Linked DNA regions of Homo sapiens: region 1 is linked to region 2. A link is an interaction called in ENCODE POLR2A ChIA-PET data of the cell type or tissue named here. Cell type or tissue: Caco-2. All regions are shown on one strand. Links, peaks and the distances in the headings refer to the core of each region. The heading gives the core; the rest is flanking DNA.

Region 1 (8,332 bases), core at 198-8,197, 55 kb before region 2:
CTTAAAGTATAATGTGAAAATCAAATAACTTCAAGAAGGAAGAATGTAGGTGTTTCTTTGTAAGTGAGAGGTTGAGAAAACGAATGAGTCCTTAATTTGAAATCAACATTAACTGGCCTTCAGCCTTTTGTGGCTCAATTCTGAGAATGTAGGACAAAGAAATGCTTCCTTCCCAAAAAGCCCTTTGGTCCCTCTTTTATGTGTCCCCTGCCTGGACTCCACACTGGCTGAGAGGACAGGTTATAGAGTCAACTGCATGGAGGTCAGGCACTCAGATCTGCCTGTCACTGGCTCGGTGAGATTGGGCAAATTACTTGTTTCTTCAAGTTGTCTTCTTCTTTTTTAAAAAAACTATTTTATGTACATATTTATGTATTTGTTTGTTTGTTTTAGAGATAGAGTCTCACTCTGTCATCCAGGCTGATGTGCAGTAACATGATCATAGCTGACTGCAGCCTCAAACTTCTGGGCTTAATCGATCCTCCCACTTCAGCCTCCCAAGTAGCTGGGACTACAGGGGCATGCCACTGTGCCTGGTTCTCTATTTCTTTATTTGCAAAATATGGATAATAATGGTACTTGTCTCCTGAGATTGTGTGAGGATTACATTGTAAAGTGCACTTCCGCTGCCTGTCCCGGAGCCTGGTCTATAACAAGCATTCTGTAAAGATATGTTCTTTTTATCATTATACCCAAGACCACTGGTCTTCCCAGAGATTTCCAAACCCCAGAGGAGTTTTGCAATTATCCCAACAAAGTGTCAAGGAATGAATTCTTCCAATACCCTCAAAGAGGTTAATTTATTTTAACAACAATATGACAGTCTAGCGCACCTTGGTAGGTGAGGGTGGGAGTGCGGACAGAAGAAGAGCATTTCCTGGAAATCCTATAATGATTTCATTTTCTAATCCCCAAATGACCTTGGTCCATGGGGATGCTGGCCCTCCCTCCCTCACCCCAGGCCTTGGTTTTTTGCAGTCTTCATCTGTAGTGTCATCAGTGGCCCTTAGATTAGGCCTCCCAGGGTAGACAACAATACCCCCCCACCTCCTGTCTCCGTTCAGAGACCACTAACTCTTCCTTATCCCTTATTTCTACTTCCTCTCGGAACCTGCAGGATTCCGGTCTGATAAGCATATCTGCATTAGAAGCCAGACTTTGCATATCTCAGGATCCACCCTCACCCTTGGAATATTCACCTCCATAATCCACTAACTGGCCTGTCCCCATTCGGTCACAATTGTAGGTTCCTGCAAAATGATGGTTTATGACAAGTGTTCTTCCCTCAGGCTAGGTTAGAAAAGATTTTCTCCAGTAGAAAACAGACTAGAAAAATACCTTATTTTTGTAGAATGTTCTACCATGCAGGATAAACTTTTGTTCCTTTGCATCCACCATGTATACTGTTGGACATGCCCCTTCAGGAGCTCCTGCTTGTCAGGGAGCTGGCTGCATGGGTAAAAGTTAAAAGTTGCTCATGGAAGCCTCAATTTTCATTTCTTTTTTTAAAAATTGACATATAAGAGTTGTACTGGCTGGGCACAGTGGTTCACTCCTGTAATCCCAGCACTTTGGGAGGCCAAGGCGGGCCAGCTACTTGAACCCAGGAGTTTGAGACCATCCTGGGTAACATGGTGAAACTCCCTCTCTACAAAAAATTAGCTGAGTGTAGTGGCACACATTTGTGGTCCCAGCTACTTGGGAGGCTGAGGTGGGAGGATCACCTGAGTCTGGGAAGTCAAGGCTGCAGTGAGCTGTGATGACACCACTGCACGCCAGCCTGGCGAAAGAGTGAAGCTCTGGGCTCTGTCTCAAAAAAAAAAAAAAAAAGCACATGGGGGGCACATGTGATATTTTGATACCTGCATACAATGCATAATGAACATATTAAGGCAACTGGTATATCCATCTATCCATCACCTCAAACATTTATCTTTTCATTGTGTTGAGAATTTCCTAAAACCTCATTTTTCAGACTGATTAGAAATAGAAGTGTGGGTGCTCTCTCTCCACTTTTCCCTTCTCAAGCCTCTATGATCTTTTCCTCAGTAAAATACATTCCTAGTTTGATTTTAAGTCATTCCTAATAACCCCTGTCCTGGATTCACCTAAAATGAAAACCTCAGAGACATTGTAACGCCTCTCTCCATCTCACACCTCACAAATCCATCAGCAAATTCGAGTTTGCTTCTATTTATTTTCTGAACCCAACTACTCCTCATCCCTTGCAGCGTTCCTGATCTGGTCAAAGCCACCACTACCTCCTACCTGGTTTTCTGCAAGTCTCCTAACTGGGCTCCTGGCTTCTACTCTGTCCCTCTGGTGTCCATCTCCACACAGCAGCCAGAGTGATCCTTTTAAAACTTAGGTTAGGCCGGGCGCGGTGGCTCACGCCTGTAATCCCAGCACTTTGGGAGGCCAAGGCGGATCACCTGAGGTCAGGAGTTCGAGACCAACCTGGACAACATGGCAAAACCCCGTCTCTAGTAAAAATACAAAAATTAGCCAGGCATGGTGGTGCACTCCTGTAATCCCAGTTACTAGCGAGGCTGAGGCAGGAGAATGGCTTGAACCCAGGAGGTGGAGGTTGCAGTGAGCAGAGATCGTGCCATTGCACTCCAGCCTGAGCAACTAGAGTGAAACTCCATCTCAGAAAAATAAATAAATGAATAAATAAATAAATAAAAGTTAGGTCAGATCATGTCACTTCTCTGCTCAAAACCCTCCAATCCCCCGACCCCATCCTGAGAAAAGGTGCAGCCTCTACAAGGCCTGCAAGAAAAGGCTCTGTACCCTCCAGCCTCTCTCCCCTCATCTGTTGTGCTCCTCCTTGCTCGGTCCTTCTGCAGCCACACTGGTCTCCTCATGGTTCCTCCAATATGCCAAGCATAGCCCTACCCCAGGGCCTTTGCATGTTCTATCTGCCCTGGATGGTTCTGCCCCCAGGTAGCCATATGGCTCACTCCCTCACCTCCTTCAGCTCTTTCTTGGAATCTCACCTTCTTAATGAAGCCTCCTCAGACTGCCATATTTAAAATTGCAGCCCCTGCTCTCATATCCTCTATGTTCATTTCTTTATTTTTCGCCATATCATCTCCACCATTCAGTTGGTATTTAGTTGATCTTTGTTTTGTTGAGTTTAGATTTCATCACACTAGACCTCACTAGACTGTAAGCTCCACCAGGGTAGGGGTTTTGTCTGCTTTGTCCCAGCATCTCCAGTGCTTAGAACAATACCCAGTTCCAGTAGATGCTCTATTACATTTTATATTCAAGCTCAACAGATAAATGAATAAGATGGATGTGCTTCACAACTGAGTCACAGCTGATGTATTCATTCAATCAAGGGAGTAAGAACTGCTTAAATCCCATCTTCCACTGTTTATCAGCTGTATGACCTGTAACAAGACACAACCTCAGAGTCTCAGGTTCTGATGAGTAAAATGAGAATGACAACGGTTCCTACCTCATAAGATTGTGTGGCTAAATAAGTTTATAAAGGCCAGGTGCAGTGGCTCATGCCTGTAACCCCAGCCCTTTGAGAGGCCGAGGCAGGCGGATCACTTGAGGCCAGGAGTTTGAGACCAGCCTGGCCAACATGGTGAAACCCCATCTCTACTAAAAATGCAAAAATTAGCCAGGCGTGGTGGCACACGCCTGTAATACCAGCTACTCAGGAGGCTGAGGCAGGAGAATTGCTTGAATCCAGGAGGCAGAGGTTGCAGTGAGCTGAGATGATGCCACTGCACTCCAGAGTGAGACTCTGTCTTAAAAAAATAAAGTTTTAAAAAGTGCTTTGTCTAGCACTTCGATATGTGTTAGACGCATTGGTTAGTATTATTAGTATTATTGTTTTTGTTATTACTACTGTTGTTGTTATTCTCAGATATCATAATACCCCAAGTAAAACTCTTCAGCCACTGGGTAGAAGAAAAAAGAACATGGAATCGTTTTATAAGCAGCTACCACATAGGAGGGTGGCTGCAACCTAGGAATCTTTTGGATTTCTCATTAGAAGCTGCTGCATTCTAATACTGTAAAGTGCACCATTAATAACTTCCTTAGAGAAGCCAAAAAAGGGCATGGTAGGAAGTAGGAAAATATTTTCCAACCACTGCAGATTACAAAATAGACTCCCTGCATTCATCAAGTGTTTTCTTCCCCCAATGGGGTAATCTCAAGTACATGACACAAGATAAACACAGAGCCATGCTCCATGAAATTTATGAAAGGATGTTGTTTATTTTTATCACATTTATTGGACTTGAAAGATATCCTTTAGTTCTCAAATCAACATCGGCGTGCATGTTTAGTTCTGGGTTGCTGAGTGCTTTAACAAATAACAAAGGTCTGATCTTTCACCTCCTGAAATGCAGGCCACTCACATGCCAGAGGGCAGAGGTCTGAAGATGGTTTGGGTGGTTTTGTGCAGCAGCGATATGTTGAGGTTTTATAGCAGCTTTTTTGGGCAGTTTAAGGCAATCTGAAATTCTGAAAGATTCAGAAAATGGGAGTGGGGCTGGGCACTGTGGCTCATGCCTGTAATCCCAGCACTTTGGGAGGCTGAGGCAGGAGGATTGCTTGAAGTCAGGAGTTGGAGACCAGCCTGGGCAACATAGACAGATTCTCATCTCTGTAAAAAATAAAACAAAATAAATTAGCCAAGCATGGTGGCATGTGCCTGTAGTCCCAGCTACTCAGGAGGCTGACGTGGGAGGATTGCTTGAGCCCAGGAATTTGAGGCTGCAGTGAGCTATGATCACACCACTGCATTCCAGCCTGGGTGACAGAATGAGACCCCGACTCTCAAGAAAGAACGAAAAGAAAGAAAATTGGAGTGGTTATACCTGTCAGGAGAGTCAATCAACTCCAGTTAGGCTATTTGGATCCTCACACAGGCCTCTAATGAATGGTAACAGCTCAGTCCATACTTCAGAGCGATTTGGTGCTCTTGCCACTGCCTGTGCTAGGAGTGTCCAAGAAATAGCCCTCATCACCCCTTCCCTAACTGCCCCCTGACCTCCCCTCAGCCCTTCCCACCACTGCTGTTTTCCTTTCTGGAGAAGTCTGAGGAATGAAGAGGTCAAGGCTAGGATGATGAATGGACAGTCACGCACGTGTTCCCTCCAGCTCTGTGATTCTGCCTGGCAGTGCCAGTGTGTACTCACCCATTTCCCTATCTTGGGGTCCCTCTGCTCTGCTTCTGAGGTAAAAGGGGATCTGGGAATTTGGAGGAAGAAGCCTTCTCCATCTTTTATTCTTTACTATCCTCTTAATATCAAAAGTATCAAAATTATTTTAACTCCAAATAAAAGTAAAATTTGGATCTCTGATATTTTATCATTTTTGGATGAGAGAGAACTGTAAAGAATAAAAGATGGGGAAGTCTTCATGGCCTAACAACCCCTGTCCCCCTTTCATTTCAGAAACAGAGGAGAAGGACCCCGGGACAAGGAAATGCATAAGTGTGCACTGCCAGACAGAATCATGAGAAGTAGATCAATACTCTAGGAGGGCTCAAAATATTCTCCAAATCGTGGGCAGCAAGCATGCTGTGACTAAAGTACTGAGGGCTGAGTGGGGCAGCCCTAGGGACTTGATTTCTGAGGCTTGCCAGCTCAAAGAACTTCCGCTATTAGACAGGTAATTCTATAAGCTCCACACGCATCCCATAACATTTCCAATAAATGTCCTGCCCAAAAGATTTAGTCGAGGGCCAGGCCAGTATCCTCCTCCCTACTCTGCACTAAACACACACACACACACACACACACATGCACACACTGCACCCTCACTAGTATTATTAAGCCTCCCAATCAATTGCATATTCAAAAATCAACCTTGGCTGGGCACGGTGGCTCACATCTATAGTTCTAGCACTTTAGGAGTCCGAAGTAGGAGGATCACTTGAGCCCAGGAGCTTGAGACCAGCCTGGGCTACGTTGAGTGACCTTGTCTCTGCAAAAAATACAAAAATTAGCCGAGTATGATGGCACATGCCTGTAGTCCCAGCTACTTGGGAAGTTGAGGTGGGAGGATCACTCGAGTCCGGGAGTTCAAAGCTACAATGAGCTATGATTGCACCACTGTACTCCAGCCTGGGCAACAGAGTGAGACTCCATCTCAAAACAAACAAACAAACAAACAAAAACTAACCTTTCTGGACACTCACACCACAGTGTTAGTTGACACTGATGCCTATGGTCAGGTCCTCAGGAAAGCTGTTGCTCCCATTAAAATATCAATAGTAGGCAAAATACGCCCAGTCTGTTCCCAGAAAATTTTCCCTCTACAGTGGGATGAGAACCAGTTTCCATTTTTCCTTTTGGGTCACCTGCCCCCCAGTGCCCAGAATGATGAGAGGAGAACCGGTGGCCAGCAGAGAATCCTGAAGCCTGATTCTACCACTCCTTCGGAAGTGAGACCATAGCAAGGTGATAACCAAAGTTGGGAAAAGACACTCTTCATCATTGACCCTTCTAAGAAAAGGCGAGGTCCTTGAATTTTACCTGAAAGAAAAGATCACCCCAGAGGAGGAGGATAGTAAAATAGCATTCTTCACTGGTACAAGGAAGGCTTTCATTCCTCAGTGAAAGATGGTTCATGATTAAAACAACTTTGAAGACTGGTAAAAGGATGCTTGGAACTTCCTGACCAGGCTGAGAACACAATGACTTGAGGAACTATGTGAGGCAGGTTTTCTAACTCTCCCTTTTATTGATTTACTTTTTTGAGACAGAATCTCTCTCTGTCACCCAGGCTGGAGTGCAGTGGCACAATCTTTGCTCACTGCAACCTCCACCTCCCAGGTTCAAGCAATTCTCCTGCCTCAGCCTCCCAAGTAGCTGGGATTATAGGCATGCACCACCACACCCAGCTAATTTTAGGATTTTTAGTAGAGACAGGGTTTCACCATGTTGCCCGGCTGGTCTCGAACTCCTGATCTCAAGCGACCCACCCACCTTGGCCTCCCAAAGTGCTGGGATTACAGGCATGAGCCACTGCGCCCGGCCTCTTTCCCTTTTGTTTTCTAACATTCCTGGGCCCTATAACACTTTTGTTTCTTCTGAGAAGGGGTCTCACTATGTTGTCCAAGTGGGTACCAAACTCCTGGGCTCAAGAGATCTTCCCACCTCAGCCTCCCAAAGTATTGGGATTACAGGCGTGAGCCACTGTGCCTGGCCAGTGGAGCCTGCCACATATGGGGAATGTACCCTGCTGTGCTGCGGGGCGTATTAGACTCATTCAGCTGACTCGTGGTTCCACCTCGGGAAAGTCACTCAGGCGGCTCCAGCCTCAGCTTCCTCAGCTGTAAAACGGAGACACTGGGCTTGATGAGCTTTGAGATCCTTCCCAGTTTCCAAGTTTAGTGATTCTGGAAAGCAATGACTTCCCTGACTACTTTCTATCCTGCAGTAAGAGCATTGGAGTGGTAGCTGGTGTCCTTCTGAATCTAAAAGGTCTTCTCCAGAGTTTCATATCTGCCCATGAGTCAATGCTGAGCAAGAGTCAGTGCTGAGGCCAGGCGCGGTGTTTCACACCTGTAATTCCAGCACTTTGGGAGGCTGAGGCAGGCAGATCACCTGAGGTCAGGAGTTCGAGACCAGCCTGGCCAACATGGTAAAACCCCATCTTTACTAAAAACACAAAAATAAGCCAGGCGTGGTGGTGGTGCACACTTGTAATCCCACCTAACTGGGAGGCTGAGGCAGGAGAATCGCTTGAACCTGGGGTGGGGGCGGAAGTTGCAACGAGCCAGGATTGTGCCATTGCACTTCCAGCCTGGGTGAGAGAACGAGGTTCTGTCTCAAAAAAAAAAAAAAAAAAAAAAGAGTCACTGCTGAGGGGCCCACCCAGGAATCCCTCAGGGACAGAGGGGAACTTCCAGTGTATTCACAACCCCAGCCTGGAATGAGGATCCTGTGAGGTCCCCATGGTATCACTCCTGGTTTTATTAATTACAGAATCCCTGAGATTGGTCCTCCCTTGTCTAATAACTCAGTCATTTAATCACGCACTTGAAAAAAATTCCAAGTTCTTTACCCCAAAGCTGAATGTGAGAAGTAGCTATGGGTCAGAGGCAAAAGAACAAAGGACGCCCTCCCCCAGAGAGGAAATACAGAAAGGATTATCCTTTTTCAAAGGTGAAATAATGAAATGCTTTCCTTCCCCTGGACAGGCAATTTTATCAGGGCTCACTGCAAGGGGAACAAGATGCTACTGTCTTGACTTAATTGGCATAATATCTCCCCCTCCTCCAAATGATCAGTCAGACGGCTGCTAAACGCTTTTTGCTTAAGGATGAAATCCCTTTTGAACATTGCACCTTCCA
Region 2 (8,332 bases), core at 59-8,058:
TAGCCAGGTAGGCAAAGGAAGTGGAACCATTATGATCCTCTTTTCCACAGGTGGAAAAACAAAAATCAGAGTGGTAAGGAGCTGTGTCAAAGGTCACACACACAGCCAGAAACCCAAACTGGTGGCAGTGATACAGATAGCTGTGGATCTGGCACCTCAGGGCACCTGGCACTGAAATGAACAGTTGGGAGCAGCACTAAGCTCTCCTGGTAGGTTACAGCAAGGTTTATGCCTTGGTCCTCACTGCCTGCTCCATTTCCTCAACAATGAGGCAGTACGACCTCAGAATGTCCCTTTAACTCAAAAGTACAGGAAAAGAAGGACATTGGCATTTTCCTGCAAGACGTTTAAACTTTCCCATGCTGTATGGAACAAATGTTTTGTGTAATTTTCCAGTGGCCTTGATGAAAGATGTTATGTAATTCAATATAATTGTAGCATGAAGAAATTAAAGGCCATGCCAGGCTTATCAAATGTTTGGACCCAGTTAAAGATCCAGAAGCATTAAGCATTCAAGACACGGCCAGCTTATTTCTGTGGATTCTGTTCCTTCAGGGTCTCTCCTCCTTTGCTTGGCACTCAAGTCCTCTTATAATCTGTCCCTGATCTACCATTCTCACTGTTCCAGCCTGTTTGCACATATCGTTTACTCCAGCCAGGCTGCTGGCATGAGCTCACTGCCAAGGCTCCTGTGCAGCCTTCCCACTCCAGTTCCATCTCTCTCCCGCATTTCCTGCTTACCCAAATCCAATCCCTTCATAATCCAGTGGACACACTGCTTCTTGGAAAAGACTTCCTTCACCACCCCAGTCCTCTGAGCTCCAAACTTGTCCCAGTTCAAGTCAGTCTATTGGTTTGTAAATCATTCAGGAAGCTTTTTGTGTGTGTGTGTGAGACAGAGTCTCACTCCATCGCCCAGGCTGGAGTGCAGTGGCGCAGTCTCAGCTCACTGCAACCTCCGCCTCCTGGGTTTAAGCAATTCTCTGCCTCAGCCTCTCAAGTAGCTGGGATTACAGTCATGTGCCACTGCACCCAGCTAATTTTTTGTATTTTTAGTAGACACAGGGTTTTGCCATGTTGGCCAGGCTGGTCTCGAACTCCTGGACTCAAGTGATCCTCCCACCTCCCAAAGTGCTAGGATTACAGGTATGAGCCACCGTGCCTGGCCCAGGAAGCATTTTTTGCCAGCCTGTACCCTGCATACATCCTTGGCCTCTCAGAACCCCCTTCCTCCTTCATATGAACATCGTGGTCCCTACCTCAATGGAGTTTGTAAAGATGAAGTGAGAAGGCCCACGTTAAGTGCCTAGCAGCATCTGGAACATTGGCGGGCTCCCCAGAAATGCATTTCCCCATCCCTTGTGCCAGGTACGGCACTAGGCACTGGAGGGGGCAGCTGGGGAAAGTTACTAGTATGTGCAATGGACACTGCAGAGTGGTAACAGGTGTTCCCATGTGCCTTTGAGCAAGTTTTTGCATTTCTCTCTCACCCACTTTTCCCATCCTGAAAATGGGCTGATGACAGTATCTACATCATAGTCTATGTGATAAGCTTAAAAGAGCTAATGCCTATGAAGCACTGAGAACAGTGCCTGGGCCAAAGTAAGTATTCAGGGAGCCTCGGCAATAATGCAGATGTGCGCAGAGGACATATCATGAGCAAGACAGATGTGGTTTCTGTCTTCAGGGAGTGAGTGGAAGAGATAAGACACAAATACATTTGCTCTACAATACAACTCATTTGGCATTTGACATATGTTATCTTGAGTTGCTATCTAGCTAATTACATGTATGTCTTGTCCCCCTATCAAGATGGTAAATTTATTGAGAGAGGAGAGCCTGGATCCAATTCTGCTAGGTCCCCTGCACTGACCAGAGTGTCTTGTGTATAGACATCCAATACTATTTATTGCTAATTACCTAAAGGATTGATCTTGCCTTTGCCATTAAAACTTTATTATGAAGATCCTATTCATTGATGGAGTTCTGTGGCTTTCTTGGTGTGATCAGATTCATATGTGAAAAATTAATGTGTAACCACCGTCCTGTGGACACCAGCGTCCCCAAGTCTCTGCTACACATAAATCTGTCATCATTCTGGTTAAAATGCATCGAACCCAGATACCATCAACCCACAGCTAAAGCTATCTCTGAGTCCCCTGAATTGCATTTTTCCATGAAATAATAATAATGACACTTTATGTCATTTAACCCCAACGATATTCTATAAGGCAAGTACTATTACCATCCCTATTATATAAATGGGGAAGCCAAGGCTTGGAGAGCTGAGGCTGTTTGCCCGAAGCCACAGGTGAATGATGGAGCTGAGATTTGAACACAGGTAGTCTGACATGAGGTGGAAGCATGTAATTGCTACGCCAGTCTGCCTGATTTGGTGACAAAAAGACAGCCTGGTCTCTAACAAGAAAGCAAAGACATAAAAGAACCGGTAACATGGCACAGTCCTCCCTGCAAGCCCCCAGGGGAAGATCTTAATGGCAGAGACTTCTTTCTCCACAGCCATGGTGAGACAGACAACCCTGGCCCACAGGGGGCCATTTTTTCATGGGATTTGTGGCAACTGTGCTGTTCATGCTGGCGTGGGGAACACTGGCTCAGTCTCTCATCAAAGGCTCCCACGTGGGACCTTCACTCATGGCTCCCCACCCAGGGGTCCCACTAGGGGTTAAACCTAGGGGTTCCTCCTCTAGAGCAAGGACACTGAGCCACTTTTCTCCTCCTTCCCGTTGTACTGTCTCTTATTGGTGATTTTTTTTTTTTAATTTATGATTTTCGGCCCAGCCGGTTGTTAGCCTGCTGTGTTTGGAAAAGGTAGATGATTAAACCTCCTGGCCAGGTGTAAATGCAACCTTTGTCATCTGGAGGCTGGGAGAATTACCTTGTTGAGCTGCAGCCTCTCTGTGGCTCCACATTTTCTGCTTGAAGCAGAACCTCTCCCAGGCTAAGGTCTACAAGTCTTAGGCCTACCATTGGATTGCCCTGCTCTGAGTGAGCCCAGCCCAGAAGCCAGAGATCACAGATGTCCCCACATGGCCACAAAAGCTCTGAATAGACCCTAAAATTTGGAGGTGGAGAATCAAGCACCTGTCTCTCTCTCTCTCTCTCTCTCTCTCTCTTTCTTTCTCTCCTCTTTCTCTCTCCCTCTCAAGGGAATTTTTACTAGGTAAATAATAAAAATATGTAATCATTGACTAGGCCTTTAAACCTGACCTGAAGGTACGTTTGCATTTCTGTTGCCAATAGAGATTCCCACTAGTCCCTTACTCTGCCTCAATAGCCACCTCTCAGAGTCTACTTGTCCACTTGGCTACTGGGATGTTCAGCCCCAGAGAGCTACAGCCATGCAGAGAGGAGAGAACCAGCCCGAAGGCTGCAGCTCAGGGAGGTCACTTAGAGAAATGGGTTTACAAACCCCTTCCCTTAAGGAAGCCCTACAGTTGGCCACAAACCCTGACCACAGGTCTGTGAGAGGGAGAGGCCAAGCCAGGACTGACTCCCTGTGCTGTGAAATTGTGAACCCAGAGGACAAGAAGTTCTGGATCTGCGTGGAAGGCATCAGCAGCCCAGTGTCCTGGAGCATCAGCCAGAAGCCTTGTGTTGACTTTGTAAGGCTGAGTTCTCACCAATAGACTCATGCTTCAGGAAGGCTATTTCTGAACAAACAGCATGCAGCAAGTGAGCTCTTTGTGCCTCTTCCCAACGCACTGAGCTTGGCCCCTGCTCAAGGTGAGCTGAAGGCAGCAAAACCTGTTCTCAAGTTGCTTTCATTGGTCAAAGTCCTTTCCTAGGTGTTGGGTGGCTCTTGTTGAATTTTGGTGCCATTTGGGAAGATAAGTAAAAATCGACTTGAGCCTTCTCTGTAGGCAGTAAATAAATGTTTGTCAAAGACCAAATGACTAACTCAATAAGTCAATTAGCGTGTGTGTAGTGAGCGTCTCCCCCCGCCCCTGAGCCCAGCCCTAAATAACACGCTGTGAGAGGCTCACAGACACCCCAGCAGCAGTAGCAAATTGGGAGGTGGGGGGACAAAACTAACATCCCTGGGATCATTCAAAAACAACCCTATGCTAAATGACTAAATTTGCTTTAACTTTGACCAGTTTTGCTCTTTGCAATGTATGTGACAGATGACATGGCTCTGTGAAGTTTTCAAAGGCTTTTGGCTGAAAGCAACACCATTTTAACCAGCAAGAGGATAGAGACATGCCCAGCAATGGCAGGCTCATTTAATATGCAAGCAAAGAAGGAGACTTCAGCCTGGGTTGGAGTCCTCTCATGGATGGCAGGATGCAGATTAAGTGGCAGATTAAGTGAGGAGGAGAAAGGTTTATCTCAGCCAGTGCAGGAATGCAGGGTCAGGAAGAGACTGGGGACTGGAGACAGCTCTAAAAACTGCATTGAGGGGTTTCCTTTCGGGTGCAGTGAGAAATAAGTATGCCGAGTCAGAAGGAAGAACCCCCTGCAGGGCCTCGAGGTCACTCACGTTTCTCTAACTGAGGATGGGCATCCCTGAAGAGGTGCATTTGGAAGACTGGGCCACACAGGACCATCTGCAGAACGTATCGCAGAGGAGCAGGATCAGCCCGGGAGATGGAACTTGATGGAGAGAGGAAAGGAAGAGTCAATCTTAGAGATATTTTGAAGAAGCAAAAGATAGAATGTGTGACAGGCAGGTTGTTGGAGCCAGTGGCAAGAGAACAGGGGAAGCTGCCCTGACTATCCTGAGAGATATGAGACAGGATAAACAGAACCAGGATAGATGGGAAGGGACAACCATAAGCAGAAGCGGCACTTCATCAGAGTCTACTGAACTCAGAGCTGGGTGTCCTCTGAGCAGCCACAATTCCCAGGCCCTTCTTTCTCTTTTATTTTTTAAATCTTTCTTTTTTATTTATTCGTTTTTATTTTTTTGGGGGGGGGCACTTTCCAGTAAAAAGCAGAAAGCATGCTAGACAAATTCAAAAAGAGCTGTAACACTCAAGACCTCCTTATCTGCGGCCTTAGCATCTTCTTTTCTCCTCGTTCTCAATTTGGCTTCATTTTGCCCCAGATTCTTCCCCAATCCAGTCTTTCCTCCTCTTCAAATGACGGCTGGCTCATCTTTGAGGAAGAGATGCTACTGCAGAATAAAAGATAGAACCAGTGAGACTTTTTCTTAATATGGAGACCATAGTCTTGGACATCATCAGTAGGCTCATCTTGGAGAGTTTTGATTATCCTTCTCCAAAAGACCACCCTCAGAGCACACCTGGTTTTTATACAGGGGTAATCCAAATAGAAAGATAGACAGGGGCATTGTTCTAAAGAAGGAAAGAGGGAAAAAGAAATAACTTTGTTCAGGAAGGAACGTAGGGGTTGATGGCAGGCAAGGAGAGATAACACTTTAGGCCTGGCACAGACCTCAGAAAGGGTTTCCGTTTGTTGACCAGGCACGGTGGTTCACGCCTGTAATCCCAGCACTTTGGGGAGCCAAGGCGGGAGGATCACTTGAGGTTAGGAGTTCCAGACTAGCCTGGCCAAAATGGTGAAACCCCCTCTCTACTAAAAATACAAAAAATTAGCCAAGTATGGTGGCGTGTGCCTGTAATCCCAATTACTCAGGAGGCTGAGGCAGGAGAAACATTTGAACCCAGGAGGCGGAGGTTGCAGTGAGCTGAGATTGTGCCACCGCCCTGCAGCCCGGGTGACAGTGAGACTCCACCTTAAAAAAAATTAAAAAGAGACAGGCACGGTGGCTCAGGCCTGTAATCCCAGCACTCTGGGAGGCTGAGGCGGGCGGATCATGAGGTCAAGAGATCGAGACCATCCTGGCTAATACCGTGAAATCCCATCTCTACTAAAAATACAGAACAATTAGCCGGGCGTGGTGGTGGGCACCTGTAGTCCCAGCTACTTGGGAGGCTGAGGCAGGAGAATGGCATGAACCCGGGAGGCAGAGCTTGCAGTGAGCCAAGATCGCAGCCACTGCAATCCAGCTTGGGCAACAGAGCAAGACTCTGTCTCAAAAAAAAAAAATTAAAAAATTAAAAAGAAAGAAAAGAAAGGGTTTCTGTCTGCAAAGTCCTTTCACGGGATGGGGAGGGAGGTTAGGAAAACTGGATACCAGCCACCTGGTAGTGGCTGATCGAATGAAAGAGCAGAGTAAGTGAGTGAGCGAGTGGCTTTAACACTAACATTTATGTAGTGATTAAGGCATACTCTGTGCCAAGCACTGTGCTAGGGTGGGGGGCACCTTTCAGGAAAAAGTAAACACAGCCCCTATGTGATGGGGACCCACAGTTCATACAAAGACAAATAATCAGCATGTGAACTGTCTCAACAAGGTATAGTAACAAGGGACTGATTCTTCCTGGAGGAGGTGAGAAAACTCCATGGATGAGGAGGCAGTTGATCAGGATCAAGGAGGGTAAAAACACAGATATGCACACATGCAGACATGTACACACCCATGCACGTGTGTACACACACAGTAAAGAGGAATGCAGAACCCACCAAATCAAGGGTCAATGGAAGAACATTGTTGATCCATACCAAAGCAGGGACATATGATGGTGTCCAGGGTGTTCTCATGAACTCAGGAAAGTTCTGAGGGGCTGGCACACAGGGTGTGAGGGGAGAAAGCCGAGAGGAGACTGGCCTTCCTGTGATGCTGTTAACTGACAAGAGGCCTGTGGGTGGGTCAAGAAGTTGGTGGCAAAACCATGAATTCTGTTTTGGACAGGCTTCTCTCTCACTGCCGGTCTCTTTATCCTCCTCTCACAGCAGCCTAAACGACCCCCCAAAGCCTTGTCACTTGATCTATCTCATGTTCCAAGAGCAAAATGGACAACTGAGCATGAAACAGGATTACTTTCATGTAAGTGTTTCAGATGCCGGCATTTTTTTGGTTTTCTTTTGTCTTGCTTTCTTGAAATGGAGACTTGCACTGTTGCCCAGGCTGGAGTGCAGTGGTGCCATCTAGGTTCACTGCAACCTCCACCTCCCGGGTTCAAGAGATTCTCGTGCCTTAGCCTCCCAAGTAGCTAGGATTACAGGTGTGCACCACCACACCTGGCTAATTTTTGTATTTTTAGTAAAGACAGCGTTTCACCATGTTGGCCAGGCTGGTCTCAAACTCACGACCACAGGTGATCCACCCACCTCATCCTCCCAAAGTGCGGGATTACAGGCATGAGCTACCGCACCTGGCCAGATGCCGGCATTTTAATTTACAGTCATTCTTCACTTTGGAAAGCAACTCCCAAGTGGTCAGCATTCAGTATTGTCCTAAAATGTGGTACTCCTGATCTCCAGTTTAAAATTACTAAGAGATTCCGACAAAGGAACATGACATTTTAATATATGCAAGAATGTGGGCACGTGATGGGAGATATTCCCATCTATCTTTACGCTTATGAAATGAATGACTGTACGGACTTCATGCCAGGCCCTGTGTGAAAGGCTGCAACAAGCTAAACAGAGTTCCTGCCCTCAAGTGCTTCATAGTCTAGCAAGGAAGGCAGGTGTGTAAACAAATTGTTTCAATGAGATTGCCATCATATAGGAGAAAAAGCCAGACATAAAATAAGAGCTCTTTATTGCTAAAGTACAAAGGGCAAAGGGGCATGTGGCCCAAGCCAACACAGGGACCTGGTGCCAAGTCGGAGAGTCTGATCTTTATCTAGAAGGTAATGTTGAGCCACTAAAGAGTTTTGAAGCTGAGGAGCGACATTATCAAAACCGCATTCTGGAAAGATCTATTTGGCAGCTGTGCTGATGATAGCTTAGTTAAAGAAGATTTGGGAAATAGTAGACCAGCCAAAAGGACATTTCAAACATCTAGATCTGGGGTGTCCAATCTTTTGGCTTCCCTGGGTCACAATGGAAGAAGAATTGTCTTGGGTCACACATAAAATACACTAACACTAGAGATAGTTGATAAGCTTTAAAAAAAAATCGCAAAATAATCTCTCTCTCTCTGTCTTTTTTTGAGATGGAGTCTCTGTCACCTAGGCTGGAATGCAGTGGTGAGATCTTGGCTCACTGCAACCTCCACCTCCCAGTTCAAGTGATTCTCATGCCTCAGCCTCCCAAGTAGCTGGGATTACAGGTGCATGCCACCATGCCTGGCTAATTTATAATGTTTTAAGAAAGTTTGTGAATTTGTGTTGGGCCGCATTCAAAACGGTCCTGAGCTGCATGTGGCCCTCAGGCTGCAGGTTGGACAAACTTTATCTAGATCTAGCTTTATCATAGATGTTGACATTCTGAACCAAAGGGGTGCCAGGAGGGGACAGAAAGCAAATCTAGGAGCTATTTGCAAGCTAGAATC

Evidence for each region. Peaks named below come from ENCODE experiments on the same cell type or tissue, not always from the same donor. Only the 100,000 strongest peaks of a DNase experiment are listed, where the experiment ranks them.
Region 1: POLR2A ChIA-PET joins it to region 2 with 5 read pairs; 2 of 35 experiments call an interaction of 5 or more read pairs at or near these places.

Annotation. Positions count from the first base shown.
Region 1 is chr18:22,094,672-22,103,003 of GRCh38, reverse strand. It overlaps LOC124904259 (a long non-coding RNA gene), which reads right to left. Exons shown (of 2, transcript XR_007066304.1): 2 at 4,218-4,633. Among named protein-coding and RNA genes, the nearest start is that of GATA6-AS1, 70 kb to the left of the region's middle. RefSeq lists a silencer at 5,796-6,005. In Caco-2, for the core only: no CTCF peak of the experiment used is centred there; a DNase peak (open chromatin) is centred at 4,344.
Region 2 is chr18:22,040,025-22,048,356 of GRCh38, reverse strand. It overlaps the pseudogene RNU7-17P. Among named protein-coding and RNA genes, the nearest start is that of LINC01900, 63 kb to the right of the region's middle. In Caco-2, for the core only: no CTCF peak of the experiment used is centred there; DNase peaks (open chromatin) are centred at 2,916, 3,356 and 3,726; H3K4me3 peaks cover 1,518 bases.